2 separate regions of the Homo sapiens genome follow, and region 2 is linked to region 1. Evidence: chromatin loops called from intact Hi-C (ENCODE). Cell type or tissue: endothelial cell of umbilical vein. All regions are shown on one strand.

Region 1 (2,500 bases):
ACCCCCATGCTGCTATGGATTAGCCAAGTGATGAGAGGAGTAGTCAGGAAGGAGAAAAATATGAGAGACGGAACAACACTCTAATATGTCTACAAAAATAAAATATATATTCAAAAATCTACCAGAAAATGGAATTTAATGCTTTTCAGGTCTCTAGATTAAATATTAATTCATTCGTATACATTAAAGAGAAGAAACAATAAATGTAAAGATTTTATACTTTTTACTATATTAGAATTTTAATTCTGTTCCAGCCTGGGCAACATAGCAAGATTCCACTGCTACAAAATAATTTTTTTAATTAGCCAGTCATAGTGCATGTATGGAGTCCCAGGAGTTTGATGTTACAAAGCTATGATTGAGCCACTGCACTCCACCCTGGGCAAAAGAGCAAGACCCTGTCTGCCACTGCCTCCCCTCACCGACCAATCCACCACAAAAAAAATTATTTTAATTCTATGGACAATGAAATAGAACCAAAATAAGGGCAAGGTCAAACTAGAAGATATTAACAAATAAATAATACCCAAAAATCTAGATTATAAAGGAGCTCATACAAATAAGATAGATGGTCCTAGCAAAGATTTTTTTTTAAATAGGAATATGTTCAAAAATTCTTAATTCACAGTAATTATAGTCACAACATTTACAATGAAATTGATCTTTGAGATAAAACTGGTAAAAATCAACACAAAATTACTGAATTACTCATATATAAGAATGACTCATAGGACTATCAGTATTTGTGAATAAAGAGTTTTGGAAACCCCAAGTGAGATGACTAATTAGCAAAGATTGTAATGTCACTGGGACTGAGAGAGCTACAAACTTACCACAAAAGAAAGAGGGTTTATCAAGCAGGGGTATGTTGGCATGCAACAAAAGGAAACGGAGACCAAGAGGGCTAGATTCACAGGGAATCTCCACCATTGTCCTGGAGAGAGGATGTCTAGTCAGCTGACATGAGCTTCCTTGCCTATGTGAGAGATATGTCTGACAATGAGGAAATGATGCCTTAAAATTGATTGACATCACCACAAAACATTTCATTTCCCTGGCTAACACCACTCAGGAGCCAGTATACTCTAATCCCTGACAAACTGCTCAGGTCTCTTTGGAGAAAGCTACATTTTGCTGGTCAGAGTACCAGAGGGGAAAGTTACACAGAGATTCAGAAATCTTCACAGGATCTCCCTTCCCTCAAGGCTTTGGCTGAGTATTAATCAGGGTATTTCTGTGAGGAAACTCTCTGAGGATGGAAAAAGAACAACCCAAAAGGATTAGAGGAGAAAATTTACAGAGTTTTCACAGGGCCAAGAATAGTTTCTCTACCCACTAGTCAGAGTGGAAAATGGGGCATTGAGTAGTATATGCATAATGGCTTTTCTTCAGTAGCGTGACAAAATTAGCTGCTCTAATCCCACCTAACAAAGATTAAATTCAAGACCTGAAAGAACCCATCTGTTTCCGAGTAACTTAACTATGTCCCAGAACAAAGCTCAACAACATTTATAGTAATACAAAAATATCCATCACTCAATGAGGTAAATTTCACAAAGTCTGCCATACAAACATAAAAAAGCAGGAAAATAAGACTCATAACGAAGAGAAAAAATTAAATCAAAACTGACCCAGAAATTATGAAGATGATAGAACATATAAACAAAGACATTAAAACAGTTATTACAACTCTATCCAGGTGTTCAAGAACCAATAGGTCCCAGATATCTATGTTAGTTTTCTGCCTTAATGATGTGTCTAACACTGTCAGTAAGGTGTTAAGTCTCCCACAATTATTGTGTGGTTATCTAAGTCTCTTTATAGGTCTCTAAGAATTTGTTTTATGTGGCCCAATGTTGGCTGCCTAAATATTTAGGATAGTTAAGTTAAGTTAGGATAGTTAAGTTAAGTTAGGATAGTTAAGCTTAATAGAGGAAATATTAAGCATTTTAAATAGAAACATGGATGATATGAAGAAGACCTAACTCAAACCAGAGATAAAAATAGCAAAGTAAAAATAAGCTTTAATGCTTAATTCAAATCATACATAAAAATTAACTTAAATCATAGCCCTAAGTGTGAAAGTTAAAACTGTAAAACTTCTAGAATAAAATATAGTAGAAAATATTTGTGACCTTGCTATACTGTTTATATTGTTTTTTGTGTTATTTTTACATACTATGTAGAAAGCATGAACGTAAAAGAAAAACTGATGCTTGTACTCCATCAAGATTAAAAATGACTGCCCTTTGAAAGACACTTTGACAAAAATAAAAAGGCAAGATAAAGTCTGGGAGTAAACATTTACAGTACAAATTTCTGACAAAGGATTAGTTTCCAGAATATATAAAGACCTCTTACAACTAAATAATAAGAAAAACAATCAAATTTTAAATGGACAGAGAGTTGAACTGATGCATCACATAGAAAGATATATAAATTGCTAATGGGCATATGAAACATCATTAATCAACAGAAAAATCAAAATTAAGTCCACCAA
Region 2 (2,500 bases), 320 kb after region 1:
ACAATTCTCAGTTGCTCTCAGGGCAAAAAAACAAACAAAAAAAAACAAAAAAAAAAACACACTGTTGGAATGGAGGTCACTTGCGTCATGCAGCTTTTCTGGTTATGTTTAAAAGGAATGTTTTGTTGAAGGAATATCTTTGGGTGATTGTATTTGTTAAGACAAAGTTGAATTAATTGTATGCTACAATCAGAGAAGTATTTGCTTGCTCTTCCTTTCCTCACCATTGGTCAATGTGGCATTTCATAATTGACCAGATGTGTTTTGGCTATTTTTTAAATTTTGTTTTTCAAAATAACTGCATTGCTAGCACTGAAAGTAGAATAGCCTATCCCAGAGACCTGGGATATGATTTAATATTATACTTTGCTCAATTATTGGAGACCACTAATTCCATTAAAGCTGCCTTAAGTTAATGTAGACTGAGGGGATTTTACAAGGGTTTCAGGTTTTTTTTTTCTTTAAGTATATATTTTATACCAAAACCTTGAGCTATAGTTGACGATCTTGTGACCAAAAGCAACAGTCTCAAAATTTGAGGAGATGGCACCATTCGCTTTTACTTTTTTATATCCTAGGATCTCAGTTTCTTTTATTATATTTGTATGGTTTATGAAGCTACTGGTGAGATGAAAAATAAAATAACCCTATTTTCTCTACCACCCTGTTTTCCTCTCTTTTCTTTCATCTTCTCAGAACTTAACATTTTAAAGTGTAAGCACTTATTTCATCCCTTTTTCCTTCTACTACTTGAGCTCTTTTCTTCATTTTGCTATGCCCAGTCTCTCATTTTTTTTTTTTTTTTTTGTTATCATTCCCTTTTGCTTTTATTTTCCTTTTCTTGTCTTAGAACCTCTAAGGCAGAACTGTTTCAAACAAGCAGACCGATTTTTGGCTTAGGTGATAGTACTTTGTAAATAAAAAAATGAAAAGATGTTTTCCTTTGACAGTTCCCACTTCCGTAATCCTTGCAACAATCCACTCAAACAGTGCTTTTATTATATCTAAGACATTTATCTGTTCCAGGCCTCAGATTTTCATCAGTAAGATGGTAGAGAGGAGACATAGTGGAAAGTGACAGAACGTGGCTGTTAATTTAGGCCTCTGACTTCAGAGCCTGAATTCTTAACCATTTCTTTTGTTTGTTTGTTTTTTGTTTTTGAGACAGTGTCTCACTCTGTCGCCCAGGCTGAAGTGCAGTGGCATGGCTTTGGCTCAGTGCAAACTTCGCCTCCTGGGTTCAAACGATTCTCCAGCCTCAGCCTCCCGAGTAGCTGGGATTACAGGTGCCCGCCACCACGCCTGGCTAATTTTTGTATTTTTAGTAGAGACAGGGTTTCACCATGTTGGCCAGGCTGGTCTTGAACTCCTGACCTCGTGAACAGTCCTCCTCAGCCCCCAAAGTCCGGGGATTACAGGCGTGAGCCACCGCGCTTGGCCTTAACCATTTCATAAACAGGAATATGCTTTTATTTGGGTGATGGGGGAGATTATATTTTTCCTTCCTTTTGAATATTTCATGAAGTGTCTTTTATTGTATTAAGAACTTCAGTGGACTTAAAGTTTAATAAAGGAAGAAACTTCTTTGGTGGCCAATTGAACTGCCCCTGTGACCTGATGATCCTTGTTCCTGAGAACTGAGTTGAAAAACTTTGTTCAATCTGAATTCTTCTCTAATTGATCATTACTTGCCATTTACTTATTCAGGAGAGCAGTGACCATTGTTACAGTTATAAAATTGAATAGTTATAATTGTTATTAGTTTTGAGTCACAGTAAGGTCTAGTTGTTCTTCATGTACTTCTTGTACTAAAAGTACTTTAGTTCTTCTAGGTTATGTTGTCTGAAAAGTGGGAACTTTCAGAATAATAGACTAGTTGAGTTGGAAGGAAACTTACATCATTCAGTACAGCTACAGGCATACCTTGTTTTATTGTGCTTTGCCTCATTGTACTTTGCAGATATTGTATGTTTTACAAATTGAACATTTTGGAAATTCTCACAGTATTTCATTTTGTGTAACAAAATGTAACATTTTGGTAATTCTCACAATATTTCATACTTGATTATTGTTAATTATATCTGTTATGGTGATCTGTGATCAGTGATCTTTGATGTTACTGTTGTAATTTTTTCATGCACCACGAACAGCTCCCGTATAAGATGGTGAGCTTAACTGATAAATGTTGTATGTATTCTGACTGTTCCACCTACTGGCTGTTCCCGTCTTTCTTCCTCTCCTCAGCCCTCCCTGTTCTCTGAGACACAACAATATTGAAATTAAGCCAATTAGTAACCCTACGGTGGCCCTTTAATTATCAACTTAAAGGAATAACTGCAGGTCTCTCACTTTAAATCAAAAGCTAAAAATGATTAAGCTTAGTGAGGAAGGCATATCAAAGCTGAGATAGGCCAATAGCTGGGCCTCTTGTTCCTGTTAGCCAAGTTTCGAATGCAAAGGAAAAGTTCTTGAAGGAAATTGGAAGTGCTACTCCAGTGAA

What was found. Hi-C counts contacts between places; a loop is a spot of excess contacts. Peaks named below come from ENCODE experiments on the same cell type or tissue, not always from the same donor. Only the 100,000 strongest peaks of a DNase experiment are listed, where the experiment ranks them.
Region 2: a loop joins it to region 1, with 2.4 times the contacts of the local background. A loop is called at or near these places in 1 of 110 quality-filtered maps.

What each region holds. Positions count from the first base shown.
Region 1 is chr6:128,654,632-128,657,131 of GRCh38, reverse strand. All of the region lies in intron 1 of LOC105377998 (a long non-coding RNA gene), which reads right to left. Among named protein-coding and RNA genes, the nearest start is that of PTPRK, 140 kb to the right of the region's middle. RefSeq lists an enhancer at 397-1,596. In endothelial cell of umbilical vein, no CTCF peak of the experiment used is centred here; a DNase peak (open chromatin) is centred at 951; H3K27ac peaks cover 2,032 bases.
Region 2 is chr6:128,333,749-128,336,248 of GRCh38, reverse strand. All of the region lies in intron 2 of PTPRK (protein tyrosine phosphatase receptor type K), which reads left to right. Among named protein-coding and RNA genes, the nearest start is that of PTPRK, 190 kb to the left of the region's middle. In endothelial cell of umbilical vein, no CTCF peak of the experiment used is centred here; no DNase peak of the experiment used is centred here.